Regions from separate parts of the Homo sapiens genome. Here region 2 is linked to region 1. A link is a loop called in an ENCODE intact Hi-C map of the cell type or tissue named here. Cell type or tissue: Calu3. All regions are shown on one strand.

Region 1 (8,000 bases):
ATGAACAGAAATAAAGTCTGAAAAATTGCGTCTAATTTCTTGCCACAAACATTTTATGAACTGGACACAACCGTTAGTTTTCCAGGATTTAATATGGTGCTTTTAAGAAGAGAGCCACCGGTCTCAGCTTATAATTACATTTTCACAAATTAATCCAAAATTTTACGTATGAATAAAAAGGAGTAAAACAATACATAAAAAATGAAATTGAGAACTGATTTAATACTAAAGTTCTGAATAAAGGTGTGCACTTTATGATTGATTCTATCTTTTTGCACAAGTTGGATACTCCAGTTTCCCATCCCAACATGTTGTTCGCAATGTGTGAGAACGTGATGAAAGACGATATCCCCGTTTACACACAAATTCAACTGATTCACCTGTTCTCGAATAAAGCTTCTGTTTGGCTGTCCACCTTAATGCTATGTTATAATTTTCCATAATTTCTCGGGATATTACACACGGATCTGAAAATAAAAAACAGTAAACATAAAACATTAAGTAGTATGCAAATCTTCATAGACTTTCAGGTTTTCAAGTAGAATGTTATATGATGGTTCAGGAATTATTTCTCAAAACACTATCCAAACCAACTATGTAGAAACATCATATTGATTTGAATAAACTTAGAATGGTAATCGATGTGAAAATGAGGTTCGATGTTTAATGTATGAGAATTAGGGGTGTATTATCAATGATTCATTACATCAGTTGTCATTTTAGGATCCCTGCGTTTTAGAACTTATCATTGCTGCTTTTGATTAAGATATTGGTCAAAGAGTACAAACTTTCAGCTATAATATGAATAAGAACTTGGAATCAAACATAGAGATCTAGTGATATTTAGAGCTAATAATATTGTATTGTTTATTTGAAAATTGGTAAGAAAGCAGATTTTAAGTGTCCTCACCACAAACACACACACACATACTCACACACCCACCTACACCCAATGCTAAGCATAGGTGATGAAGAATGTGCTAATTAATTTGTGGTAATCTTTGTAGCATAAATATATCAAAACAACATATTGTCAAACATCAAAATATATTTTTATTTGTCAACTAAATGCTTTAAAATAAAATATAAATATAAAGAGAAAAATTACTTTTTTTGTTGTTTTTATTGAGACGGAGTCTCGCTTTGTCACCCAGGCTGGAGTGCAGTGGCGCGAACTCGGCTCACTGCAACCTCCGCCTCCCGGGTTCCCGCCATTTTCCTGCCTCAGACTCCCGACTAGCTGGGACTACAGGTGCCCGTCACCATGCCGGTTATTATTATTATTTTGTATTTTTAGTAGAGACGGGGTTTCACCGTGTTAGCCAGGATGGTCCTCAATCTCCTGACCTCGTGATCTGCCCGCCTCAGCCTCCCAAAGTGCTGGGATTACAGGTGTGAGCCACCGCACCCAGCCCTAAAGAGAAAAATTTCTAAACTTTACTTTCTGACAGAAATATTTGGTAGGCAAGCATTCAGCAGAATGGTTGTTCAATAATCTGTGAGTATTTTGTTACAAACAGTGAAATATCAGACTCATCACAGAGATTTTTCCAGCCACGTGAATATTAAAGTACTTACGTAAGCATTTTGGTGGTTCTGACCATTGTCCATTTCTACATGTTATTCGCTTGTTACCCTCAAGTTGATACAAGTTCTGGCATTGGTACTCAACTGATGAAGCTGGAGCATATACTGACAACGGGAATGAAGTAATGTCCCCATTGTCAATAGGTGGAGGGGGCCCACATTTTCCTGTAGAATCTAAAAAACATCATTTCATCACTTGATTTGTTGTGAGAGCAAATCAAAATACAAGTTCAAATAAGGCAAACGCAAACACAGCACTGTATATAATATCAACAGTTTTGTGATTTCTGGTGAAAGAAATGAGTCCTGGAAGAAATTTTAACCCTTTAAACTGAAAGTAATATATTTAAGTTCTTTTCTCCGTACTGAAAGAACACATAAAACATTAACAAATATTGCTGCTTATGGTAGACCAGGATTAAGAAATGTCTTTCCGAATGAATACATGCTAAACATAGAAAACTATGACAAAGGAAGTTTCTTATTTCATATTCGAAAAATCCCATAGGAATTATAAAATGGAAAAGTATGACAAAAATTTTTTAAAAACACTGAATATACTTAATAATACATGGGGAGCTGACAGACAAATAAATCCATGAACTTGAACATACAGCAATATAAATTACCCACTCTGAAAATAAACTGAAAACAAAAAACTGAACTGAGACATTCAGAAAAATACAACAACAAATAATGCCGATGCAGAAAAAGAAGAGAAAGGATATTGGGCTGGAAAAATGAATAAATAAAATGATGCCTGAAAACTTCCCATTTTGACCATAAGGTATAAACTTATATTTAAGAAGCTGAGTGAACTCCAAAGAGGATAAAAACATTGGAATTTATACCAATATACATTAAAATAAAACTACTTTAAAAAAAGAAAAAAATACCTTGAAAGCAACTAGACAAAAACTATGCTTTTCCTCGAGGGGATCAACAATTCAAATGATGCTGAGTTTTTCATCTATAACCATGTGGCACGGTTTTCAAGTGTTCAAAGAACTGTCAACTCCAAATTTGATATCCAGTGACACGATCTTTTACAAGTAAGGGGATCAATACAGACATTCTCAGAGAAAGGGATACCAAGGGAATTTGTCTCCAGTAGACCTATGCCTAAAGATTAACTAAAGGAATTCTTCAAATTAAAATAAAACAGATAAAAGAAAGAGCTTGAGACTTTAGGATCCTGAAAAAATAGAAAAATAGAATGGATAAACAGAGGAGTCAATATAACAGGATATCTTTTTCCTCATAAGTTTTTTCAATTATGTTCGATATTTGAAGCAAGTGAGTTTAATATGGAGCTCAATGTATGCAGAGAAAATACTAGTGGCATTTATACTTACAACGTGGAGAGTGTAAATGGATCTACATGAAAGTAAGGTTTCCATATTCCAGTTGTAGATTTAAATGTCAGTGCCAGTAGACAGTAATATATTATTACATATATAGTATTAGCTAGAGCAACAACTTTTTAAAAGGAGGAGAAAAGCTATACAAAGAGATAGAATGGAAAACAATACATATGAATCGAAATTAATCTCCTTAATAATTTCCCTACAGGGAATGGAGGAATAGGGAAATAGGACTGAAACCCAGAGGAAACAGGCAGAAACAAATAAACGACAGAGATTTAAGTCCTATATATCAATAATTATTTTAAGTGTAAATGGTCCAAGTGCACCAGTTAACAGGCCATGAAAGGATGAATGGATATGTAAACATGACCCAACTATATGCTGTCTACAAAAACTCACTTCAATAATAAACATAGGTAGAGTCTAAGTAAAATAGTGAAAAAAAAAATACAGAAAAACATTAATTTTAAAACATAAAGGTGAGTAAGATACAATTTCCTTTTTTGGTTTCCCTTATTTCATCTCTTTATATTAGAATGACCCAGGACTATGTGCTCGGACTTCTTTTTATAAATACAGTCAGTCACACACCTTTAAATATAATCCATATACTGAAGATGCCCACATTTATATCACAGTCTATGATCTCTCTTCAACTGCCTATTCCATATCTTAGAATGCACATCACTTATGGCTGTCAAATGCACATAATGTATCTTTTATTACACGTATTCCTGAGAAGGAACTAAGTGTTGTAATGCTTAAAAAGTATTGTTTTTCAGGTTCCAACTCTCAATTTGGTCGAATCTTTCTGGAAAATAATATACCCTATTACTTGTGTTCTGTTCACAGGAAGAATTGAATTTTAAGCACCATCAGTCATTTTATTTGCATTTGAAAAATCTATTAATAAAAATGACTTCATTTTGTTTAAATCAACATATTTTAACCCTGCTATACTCCCCCAAAATGTTAAAAGAAATATAATACTCTACCTTTGCATTGAGGTGGTTCCGTCCAGTTTCCATTTAAACACATCACTTCTTCATCCCCAAACATTTCATAAGGGCTCCTACATTGATAACGTACTCTCTCACCAGATGGATATTTACTCATCTGTCTCGACACTATATAAGCATTTTGTACTGTGGGCGGATTCACACAGGAGGTGTCTGAATAGAAAAAAAAGAAGTGGTTCCACCTAGTGTTCATTTTGAGTAGCAAATCAACTGATAACAGTTACAAATATATTTCAAGACGAATTTAAAATAAGTAGACAATCTCATCAAATATTTTGTTGATTTTAATAAATTTAAATGTAATATTGAGGAAAAGACATGAAACTATTTTTTGTAAGGTACAAGCGTTGATGTTTTAAATTTCTTCTTCATCCTTCGCTAGAACACTGATAGACCTTTATTTTTCCCTTCTGGAAGCCAGTGTAAACGAAAGTTTTCCTGGATATCTCTCTTTGAGTTTGAGTAAACAAATATTACCAGTTCTATTTATTTAACATTAATTTATAAAATGCAAAAAGTCAGCATAAATAGATTATGTGATACCAGATTTTTGTTTGCAATCATCCTGCTTATACATTTTAGCCTCTTAAAAATAAACTCAAATAGGCATTTTCTTAGCGAATAAGCAAAGAATTAAAAACACATTTTGAAAATTACCCAAGTTAAAAGGAGGAAGAATGGTTAATCAAAGGATCCAAATTGGAGATGTGGAAAAATTTTTTTAAAAAGCCTATAATAATAAAAATAACCTCAGATAATTTAATTGCCAATGATTAAGGATATTATGCTGAACAATGCAAAATTCATCAGAGAGTTTCATATCCATGTGTAGTGAATAGACTATAGCAATGCTTCTCACTCGGAAGTGTAAATAGAATTCCCTGGAGGTGTTGGTAAAACAGTTTCAGGGTTTTACTTTGAGACTTTTGATTCTGGATGTCTAGAATGAGCTTACGGAATTTTATTTTCATTTCAAACAATCTCCAAGAAGATGATGATGCTACCGGTTTAGCGACCACACTTTGAGAACTATTGAGCTAAGATTAATCATCAAATACTCAGTTCCATCTTTTTATTTTTAGGCATACGACTACTTTGTCCTGCCGTAAAAACTTAATTTATGTCCATTTTAATGATGTTAGAGACAATTCTATATTTTATTCCCAAAACACTCTATATAAATAAATTGTACTTATATATTTATTTATTTCAGGTTTATTTATTTTTTTGAGACGGAATCTCACTCTGTCACCCTGGGTGGAGTGCAGTGGCACGATCTTGGCCCACTTCAATCTTCATCTCCCTGGTTCAAGCGATTCTCCTGCCTCAGTCTCCCAAGTAGCTGGGACTTCAGATGCATGTCACCATGCCCCACTATTTTTTTGTATTTTTAGTAGAGACGGGTTTTCACCATGTTGGCCAGGCTGGTCTCGAACTCCTGACCTCAAGTGATCCGCCCACCTCGGCCTCCCAAAGTGCTGGGATTACAGGCGCCAGCCACTGGGCTGGGCCCACACATTATATAAATAAATTTTGAAAATTCACCAAAGTACCTCTGCATGTTGGCCTTCCTGTCCATCTGCTATTAATGCATGTTACATTACTGGCTCCATCCATTTTGTAATATGTTGCACAAGTGTAAGTCACTTGCTCACCCGCCTTATACACATCCTTCTTCTCTCCCATGGGTATGGCATTTTCAAAGCTAGGTAAACTGAGACAATCTGTTTCTGAAATAGGAAAAATATGTATTTGTTCCGCAAATCTTTAAAAATAGGTTACATACAATACATGTAATGGATTCTAAAATAGCGATATATAGAATCAATGAATACTGTACAACATTTTTCTTATAACTTGAGAAAATATATTAGCCATTTTGTCTTAATTACATTAAATTCTTCTAAATCTATTAAAAATACAAGATAGAAATGATATTAGAAGACTGAAGAAATATTGGTAGCCGTAGCAATTGAGATTACACATTTTTTTGTTCACATTATTTTTGTCCATACTTGCCACCTGATATGGTTAGGCTTTGTGTCCTCACCCAAATCTCATCTTGAATAATAATCTCCAGGTGTTGAGAGAGAGACCTGGTGGGAAGTGATTGGATCATGGTGGCAGTTTCCCACATGCTGTTCTCACGATGGTGAGTGAGTTCTCACAAGATATGATGATTTAATAACTGTTTAGAAGTTCCTCCTTCACTCACTCCTCTCTCTCCTGCCACCTTGTGAAGAAGGTGCCTGCTTCCCCTTCAGCGGTAATGGTAAGTTTCATGACACCTCCTCAGTCATGAGGAACTGTGATCAATTAAAATTTTTTCTTTTATAAATTACCCAGTCTCAGGAAGGTCTTTACAGCAGTGTGAAAACGGAATAATACACCACCTATATTGTGTGTGCATTTCCAAATTTTTTGCTTCTATCAAATGTGAAATACTTATAATGATTTTTTAAAATATTTCAGAAAATGTACTTATAGGCAGATTGTTGATAAACTGACAGAAGATTGAATAATGTGGAGATTGATGAGTAGAGGCAGCTGTGCCCTAAGAACAGAGATGAGAAGTCTGAGAATATACATCAGAGGATGCTTAAAGTTCACACAAGATGATGTGAAAATGAACTAATTTGGCTTATAATGTCAAATGTTTTAATTACTACAGCTATAATTTCCCACAGCAGTCCAGAATATTCAAGAAAACCTTATGAATTTCTAGAGTCCCTGTTTACTTTCTTATTGGTACCACTTACACTTTGAATGAAGAATATTTATCATACATATAATAAAATTCAATGCACCATACTTATGCATGATGGAGGGTGAGACCATTTTTCTCCTAAGCATTTTGCAATTGCAGGCCCATCAATTCCAAAACCTTCAAAACATTTGTACGTAACTTCTTCTCCATACTGATAACTGTCTGACATGTGAGCTACAACACCATGAGAAATCTCAGGTGGAGATTTACAAGGAAGGCCTAAAAAAAAAAGAATGAATTCAGGTTTCACTAACTCATAAATTTAATTTTATATGCCTGTTTTAATATTAAGTAGTTTTATTTGAAAATAAACAATACAGGAGCTACTATGACATCACAGAGAAGTAACACAAATGTTTCCTAAAACTAGCCTTCTGGTGTCTGTCTGTCTATCGGACTGTCACCAACTGAAGAAGGACTTGAAACTAAAAATAGCAATACATTTCAGAAAGAGATCATCTATGCCTGGTAAACAATGCCTCTGTAAACTTACTAGTGATAATAAGATACACATTGAGAGTTAACGATTCCAGGTAAAACATAATATATTGTAGGAAATAAGAAGGGGCATTGTGGGAAGAATGTAAAAGAAGTTTTAAAACATAGTGGCAAAGCAAACATGACAACTTGCAGAACAGGTTTAGCTGTGTCCCCACCCAAATCTCATCGTGAATTGCAATTGCCATAATCCTCACGTGTTGTGGATGGGACCTGGTGGGAGAAAATTGAATCATGAGGGCGATTTTTCCTCTGCTGCTGTTCTCATGATACTGCGTGAGTTCTCCTGAGATCTGATGGTTTTATAAGGAGCTTTTCTGTCTTTGCTTTGCACTTCTCCTTCCTGTCATCATGTGAAGAAGGACATGTTTGCTTACCCTTCCACCAGGGTTGTAAGTTTCCTGAGGCCTCCCAGCCATGTGGAATTGTGAGTCAATTACACCTCTTTCCTTTATAAATTATGCAGTCTTGGGTAGTTCTTTATAGCAGCATGATAACAGACTAATACAGTAAATTGGTACTGCAGAGAGTAGGGTGCTGCTGTAAAGATAACCAAAAATGTGGAAGCAGCTTTGGAACTGGATAACAGGCAGGGGTTAGAACCATTTGGAGGGGTCAGAAGAAGACAGGAGAATGTTAAAATGTTTGGAACTTCCTAGGGAGTTGGACGGCTCAGAAGACAAGATGTGGGAAAGTTTGGCACTTCCTAGAGGCTTGTTGAATGGCTTTGACCAAAATACTCACAGTGATATGGACAATGAA
Region 2 (8,000 bases), 400 kb before region 1:
CAAATGTCATCAATATAATGGACCAGTGTGATACTAAGATCCAGGTCTCTCTGAACAATATTACAGTATAGGTAGGAAATTTGACGAGCCCTGAGGCAGGACAGTAATGCTACAGCATTGTACCACTACTTAAGTACAAAGTGCTTCGGTTTTTCAATACTGGATGAATGGGGAAAAACAAGAAAAATGCATTTTGCTTGATTCATAGCTGCAAACCAGCTGACAAAGGTATGTTGATTTGTGTATAAAAATAACACATCTGAAACTGTAGTGTAATAATTGGCATCATCACCTAATTGCTATAATCTACTATCATTTTCCAGAATCTATCTGGCTTTTGCACTGGCCAAATAAGTGGAGAAAGTGGGTATATGGACAAAATCACTATCCCAACATCTCTCAGGTATTCAGAATAATCTCTGAATTGCCGTGGTGGGAAAATGGTGATTTTCAGGGGCTTCCACTTGGCCCTTTCTCCAATAATTGCCCTTGTTCCTTGGATCTAGGAACCAGTGTGAGAATGTGGTCAGTAAGTGTTCCTATTTTATATTCTGGAAATGGGTGGATCCAAAGGACACTTGGTAAGACAGATTCTGACTTAGATGCCATCTGTCACCGGTTCTTGAGAAGCTCTCACTATGTCTGGTGGTCCACAGTGACATTTTAGGATTCTGGAGTATAGCAGAAAGGCAGAGCTATTATCTCATTATCTAATAACCCTTAGGAAGTCAAGTTCCTGCCCCCAATCCATATTCATGTGGGTAAATGACTGCAGTTCCCTCTGGGGAATTGTTGAGAGAAGATTTATGGTATTCGTGTTGCAGGGTTCTTTCTAGTCAAGGAGCTTTGGGTGTATGAACTGTCTTAAGTTTGGAAAGTGGGTAAAAGGCATAACTGCCACAACATTGGCTTCAGTTAGGTTTTTTGCTTTGCATATGTGGTATTTCTCTGCCTATATATGTTAGGCAGCACCATAGTATATAGCTCATCTTATTTATAGGGCCCTTGAGAAACTGGCCATTGCCACAGATCCCTGCCTCTAATTACAATTCTGCCATTAGCATATTGTGGTAAGAACTATACCACCTTGTCTATTAAGTGCCAATCGACTTTGACCACTTGTGGATCATATAATTCACATGGAGATCAGAGAACCTATTTTCATTATTGATCCTCTATCATCATTTCTGGCCTATAAAAAATAGTCACCCAGGTCTTTTCATGGATGCTGGAGTCCTTTTTATTAGTTAATGCATTTATCAACACCTTGGTAAAAGGAGAATGGGTGGAGGGTGTGCATGTTTAGATGTGACTTGGCCAAGCAGGTTGCACATGTAGATTTTCTCCAACATTCCTATCTTCCTGAGCTTTTGGACTCCTTCGTGTACAGAATGCCAGGTAGTTTGAGCATTTTGACCTAACTGCCTGTTTTGTTTTTGTTTTTATAAAGACCATGTCTCACTTTGTTGCTGGTTTTTAACTCCTGGGCTCAAGCGATCTTCCTGTCTCAGCCTCCCAAAGTGCTGGAATTACAGGCATGAGCTACCGTGCCTGGCCTTGACCTACCTGACTGTAAACCACTACTGAGTTCAGTTTTCAATTAGTGAACCTATTAAACTATTAAAGCCATTCCCAGGTACTTCGGACATTGTATTAATTAAATGGGTAAAGTGCACCCATGACAATAAATTTGGCCTTATTGTTCCTTATGATTTGTCCTCTTGGTCTAACACCATTACATTCCACCTTAGACTGTCAAAATCTTTTAACTCTTTGCTGTATAGGCTGTTTCCTCCCTCCCACAGCATATCTTGCACTCTCCTCCGTCCAAGTTTTATTTTTTGGAGCCTAACTAAGCTAATGGAGAGGTCGTGGGGGGTAGATGCTGAGGAGAACTGGAAATGACTTGTGAGGCTCTGCTCCAGGGTTTTGTTTTGTTGTTTTTTTTTTTAAGCCTCTATGAAAGAATTTTTTTTTTTTTTTTTTTTTTTTTTGACAGCGTCTTGCTCTCTTGCCCAAGCTGGAGTTCAGTGCCATGATCTCGGCTCACTGCAACCTTGCCCCCACCCCCCACCCCAGGTTCAAGCGATTCTTCTGTCTCAGCCTCCGGGGTAGGTGGGATTACAGGCATGCTCCACCACGCCTGGCTAATTTTTTTATTTTTAGTGGAGACGGCATTTCGCCATGTTGGCCAGGCTGGTCTCAAACCCCTGACCTCAAGAATCCGCCTGCCTCAGCCTCCCAAAGTGCTGGGTTACAGGCTTGAGCCACCGTGCCCAGTGGAAAAATTTCGTTTAAATATTGTTAAGGTCCAACTTCAGGTGAAATTGGACACCATTGAATATAATTTCATGTCTCATCTTCCTTATTTTGATTTCCCATTGACTTCTCTTTTTACATGTTTTGTGTAACCATACATACATCCAGACATTATTTTTATTTTTTAAGTTTTCTACTGCCTTTAGAGGCAATATAGTGTAGTGGGTAAGAGCAAGACTAGGGCCAAACTGCTGGGATTACAGGCATGTGTACCTATCTGGGTTATGCCACTTCCTACTTAGCTGTATGACCTGTATTCCTCATCTGTAAGATACAAATAATGGTACCTACGCCCTAAGAGATACCTCGTAGGTTTAAGGCAAAGGTTGAGATAAATAGGTAAAGGATTTTTAAAAAATCCCTAGCCTAGGGTCGGGCGCCGCTCAGGCCTGTAATCCCAGCACTTTGGGAGGCCGAGGCGGAGGCAGGCGGATCACTTGAGGCCAGGAGTTCCAGACCAGCCTGGCCAACATGGCGAACTCCCCTCTCTACCAAAAATACAAAAATTAGCCAGTCGTGGTGAGGCGCGCCTCTAATTCCAGCTACTTGGGAGGCTGAGGCAGGAGAATCGCTTGAACCCGGGAGGCGGAGGTTGCAGTGAACCAAGATCACGTCACTGCACTCCAGCCTGGGAGACAGAGCGAGACTCCATCTCAAAATAAATAAATAATTTAAAAAATCCCTAATATGTAAGCTATAATTATTATTAGATCCCTACAATTGAAATAAAAACTAATAAGATATTTGTGAAGGGCATTGCCAGTCAAAACAATCATTTATGAATTACTGGTAATCTCAGGTTTCATTTGTTTACCTGGTTTTGCTCCCAGCGTCCCGAGGTAATTAACAGCATGTAAATGTACTGAGTCCCTGCTATGTTGTCACTAAAATAAGCATGTTCATACAAACTAATTATCTTTACATCTCTACCATTCAGCCCTGGAAACCGCGACAGTAAAGTTAATATAATTCTGGGCGGGGTATGCATATGAGAGGAGTGGCATAAACCAATTTTTGCCTACGTAACAGTTTTATCTATGATTGTTCCTGGAAACCGCAATGATTACTACATGTATTGTGGAAATGCTGTGACTCCCTTCCCTTCAGCACAACCAAAAATATAAAGACGAATTTCAATTCTAAGCCCCGGGTTTTAGACGGTGGCCAGGATTCCGCTACCGTTCTCACCTCCTCCGCAGATAGCGATTGGCGGCCGGATGCAATCATTCAAATGAAGCGCCGCCGTCTCATTGGCCAGGGGATGCTGCTCACCGATTGGTCCCGTGACGAGGAGGGCGGTGCCCGGAGGTCCTCATTGGTGGAGGCGGCAAGTTTAAACAGAGTCAAAACGCCATACTTGTTTGGCTCCTCTTTTTAATTTGCGAGTTTATTGGGCTTGTTTTCTGTTTTCTAGGGAGTAGGTTAGTGGAAAAGAAAAAGGGCCGAATTCACTCCCACGACCTCTACAGCCGCCCCTGAGGGGAAGCGGTCAGCGTAAGTCCCGGATCCCCGCTCCGGAGCCGCCTCGTGGGAGCGGGGCAAGGAGATCCAGGAGGGGTCTCGAATCTGCCATGGCGAACCGGCGAGTGGGGCGAGGCTGCTGGGAAGTGAGCCCGACCGAGCGGAGGCCGCCCGCGGGGCTGCGGGGCCCCGCGGCCGAGGAGGAGGCGTCTTCCCCGCCGGTCCTGTCTCTCAGCCACTTCTGCAGGTCTCCTTTCCTTTGCTTCGGGGACGTTCTCCTGGGAGCCTCACGGACGCTGTCTCTGGCCCTAGACAACCCTAACGAGGAGGTGGCAGAAGTGAAGATCTCCCACTTCCCGGCCGCGGACCTGGGCTTCAGTGTGTCGCAGCGCTGTTTCGTGTTGCAGGTAGGTCTCAGGAGGAGCGTGCTCCAGGCCGGTGTTCTGCTTCTCCGCTATCTTTCCTGCCACCCTCCTCAGGAAGGTTGACGATTGGAGAAGAAATCAGAAAAGACCCTTAGAGAATAAAGTCAGTTCCCTTTCACTCAATAACTGTGGGTGGCTCTTGGAAAAGAAATCAGAAAAGACCCTTAGAGAGTGAAGTCAGTTCCTTTTCAATAACTGTGGGTGGGCCCTTGACGCATACACATGTGTGTGAGTATATATATATGTGTCAATATTATATATATATATATATATATATTCTCTAATTGAAGGCTAGGATAGACGCTAACTTGGGCGGGGACAACACATAAACGCGCGCGCACTTAGCATCTTTAGGAGCAAGTTATATAGACTTCTCTGTTAAATTGACAAGCACTTTTACTAGACTTAAGGCGTTGTGAAATAGCCTTGCCGTTCTAAATTAATAGACAATGCACTTTTTTAACACTTTTTTAAGATTGACAGGAGTACCTTGGTTGGTTAAAGCAGCTTTTTTTAAAATTTCTATCAGCCATCTTAATATGCATTTTAGTTTCCATATGTACCCTTAGAGTCGAGGTAACTGGTTTTTTTTTCCGGTGAAATAGTGAGCTTTGTTCTGGCTAAATGCCTACAATAAAAACCAAAAAAACCTATTCAGAGTTGTTTTCAATATATACGTGTAGTATGTATGCACACTTTAGTATTTTAGTCCTTTTTTTCTTTGCTGTTAAGTGTAATTTTAATGCTGCATCAAATTTAATTTTATAAATGTTGTTTCAAGAACTCCTGTAGCTTTCTTTTACTGCATTGCATTTGCAAGAGTAATGCTCCAATCCCCTTCACCAAAGACTGGAGAATTTATGTTTTTATTTTGACTGCTGTGACCTTTCCATTGAGTAGAATCACCAAAAGTATGAAAACCGTTAGCCGAGGAGGTCTGAACTAGTAGGCTAATAACCACTTCATTAGGCAGAAAAAAGAGATTCTAATCTGAGGTCCCTTAACTTGTGTGTCACCAATGGTTCATCTATCTACACTTCAGAACCTACCCACCCCGCCCCTCTGTTTCATGAATCACTGCCTGCTTTCCTTTCTTTGGAAAGACAGATTTCTTTTCTATCCACATAATACTTCAACTTACTCTTTTTTGTTATAATGTGGAACTAAATTTTGTGGTATTTTTAGAATAAACTATTTTATAGAGTAAAAATGCACCATTCTTATTTTTTAAAATTAGTTGTTTATGATGTTATATTATTTCTCCTTTAAAACAGAAACTTGTCTGTTTCTCCTGAAAAACAAAATTTGTTTTGTCATGTCAGCGTTTAAATTTGGCAGATTCTGTCTACCTGCCAGGGTGTGGGGTGTAGATGTTAAAGTCCAAACTCTGGCATTAGACTGCCTGGGTTCTAATAGGTACCTGCGTGACTTTGGCAGACTTTTCTGGATGTTAGTTACTTCATCTGTAAAATGTGCATAATCATAATACCTGCTTCCTAGGGATGTTAGCATTAAATGAGTTTTACAGGATACCTGCACTTATGCCTGGAACAATAATACCTGTTTAAGAAATCTCAGTATGATGATGTGGACCTTAGAGGAATTTGTAAGGAAGAAGGAATTTAGCTGATCATCTTTACATTTCTTTTTAAATAAAGTCTTCATAATGCAGGGTCCTTGTGTTTGAAGTAGAAGTACTCTACACATCTAAAAATTAGAAATGTACAATTAAATCTTTTGAAACCACTCAAACAAAATGATTTAGAGACTATCTGTTCTATTGCTTTAATACAGTTAAGATTTTATTATTTATTTTGTTGTGAACCCTGTTATTTTTAGTGACTTTTTTTCTTATAATTAAGCAGATAGGGTAGGAGAAATATATTTGATTTATTAAATGTTTAGTATATAGAGTGTTGGTTAACAATTATTAAGCCCTACTATATTGTAAGTTGTATATAAGGTGTTTTGGTTATTATGTAATTACTATTGTAATTATATAATGTATTGTTTTGATTATAGCCTAAAGAGAAAATTGTTATTTCTGTTAACTGGACACCACTCAAAGAAGGCCGAGTAAGAGAGATTATGACATTTCTTGTAAATGATGTTCTGAAACACCAAGCTATATTACTAGGAAATGCAGAAGAGCAGAAAAAGAAAAAGGTAATGTTTTAACCATTCTGTGATTTACTCTAAGAAATTGTTTAATAATAAATAAAACTTATTTTGATAACAGGCTTGAAGTAATATTGCTTATTTAATATTCAATAGCTACAAACTTAATTGGTATATTTTCCTTATTTTTGCAGAGGAGTCTTTGGGATACCATTAAAAAGAAGAAAATTTCAGCCTCTACAAGTCACAACAGAAGGGTTTCAAATATTCAGAATGTTAATAAAACATTTAGTGTTTCCCAAAAAGTTGACAGAGTTAGGAGCCCACTACAAGCTTGTGAAAACTTGGCTATGAATGAAGGCGGTCCCCCAACAGAAAACAATTCTTTAATACTTGAAGAAAATAAAATACCCATATCACCTATTAGCCCTGCTTTCAATGAATGCCATGGTGCAACTTGCTTGCCACTCTCTGTACGTCGATCTACTACCTACTCATCTCTTCATGCATCAGAAAATAGGGAACTATTAAATGTACACAGTGCCAACGTTTCAAAAGTTTCTTTTAATGAGAAAGCTGTAACTGAAACTTCCTTTAATTCCGTAAATGTTAATGGCCAAAGAGGAGAGAATAGTAAACTTAGTCTTACCCCCAACTGTTCTTCAACTTTGAACATTACACAAAGCCAAATACATTTTCTAAGTCCAGATTCTTTTGTAAATAATAGTCATGGAGCTAATAATGAACTAGAATTAGTAACATGTCTTTCATCAGATATGTTTATGAAAGATAATTCACAGCCTGTGCATTTGGAATCAACAATTGCACATGAAATTTATCAGAAAATTTTAAGTCCAGATTCTTTCATAAAAGATAATTATGGACTAAATCAGGATCTAGAATCAGAGTCAGTTAATCCTATTTTATCCCCTAATCAATTTTTAAAAGATAACATGGCATATATGTGTACATCTCAGCAAACATGTAAAGTACCATTATCAAATGAAAATTCTCAAGTCCCACAGTCTCCTGAAGATTGGAGAAAAAGTGAAGTTTCGCCACGTATTCCTGAATGTCAGGGTTCAAAATCTCCCAAAGCTATTTTTGAAGAACTAGTAGAAATGAAGTCAAATTACTACAGTTTTATAAAACAAAATAATCCTAAATTTTCTGCAGTTCAGGATATTTCTAGTCATAGCCACAATAAACAACCTAAGAGACGTCCAATACTTTCTGCCACTGTTACTAAAAGGAAGGCCACCTGTACCAGAGAAAACCAAACTGAGATTAATAAACCAAAAGCAAAAAGATGTCTCAACAGTGCAGTGGGTGAACATGAAAAAGTAATAAATAATCAAAAGGAAAAAGAAGATTTTCATTCTTATCTTCCAATTATAGATCCAATATTAAGTAAATCTAAGAGTTATAAAAACGAGGTAACACCCTCTTCGACAACAGCTTCAGTTGCTCGGAAAAGAAAGAGCGATGGAAGCATGGAAGATGCAAATGTGAGAGTTGCAATTACAGAACATACAGAAGTGCGAGAAATCAAAAGAATCCATTTTTCTCCCTCAGAGCCTAAAACATCAGCTGTTAAGAAAACAAAAAATGTGACAACACCCATCTCAAAACGTATTAGCAACAGAGAGAAATTAAACCTGAAGAAGAAAACTGGTG

What was found. Hi-C counts contacts between places; a loop is a spot of excess contacts. Peaks named below come from ENCODE experiments on the same cell type or tissue, not always from the same donor. Only the 100,000 strongest peaks of a DNase experiment are listed, where the experiment ranks them.
Region 2: a loop joins it to region 1, with 2.8 times the contacts of the local background. A loop is called at or near these places in 6 of 110 quality-filtered maps.

Annotation. Positions count from the first base shown.
Region 1 is chr1:196,739,578-196,747,577 of GRCh38, reverse strand. CFH (complement factor H) reads right to left here. Exons shown (of 22, transcript NM_000186.4): 18 at 6,786-6,959; 19 at 5,527-5,703; 20 at 3,950-4,126; 21 at 1,579-1,761; 22 at 74-467. The coding sequence ends at 265. Among named protein-coding and RNA genes, the nearest start is that of CFHR3, 31 kb to the left of the region's middle. In Calu3, a CTCF peak has its summit at 4,151 (motif pointing left); no DNase peak of the experiment used is centred here.
Region 2 is chr1:197,142,328-197,150,327 of GRCh38, reverse strand. It overlaps ASPM (assembly factor for spindle microtubules), which reads left to right and starts at 3,659. Exons shown (of 28, transcript NM_018136.5): 1 at 3,659-4,187; 2 at 6,228-6,371; 3 at 6,518-7,997. The coding sequence starts at 3,891. RefSeq lists a silencer at 3,975-4,154. In Calu3, no CTCF peak of the experiment used is centred here; DNase peaks (open chromatin) are centred at 3,587, 3,957 and 4,117.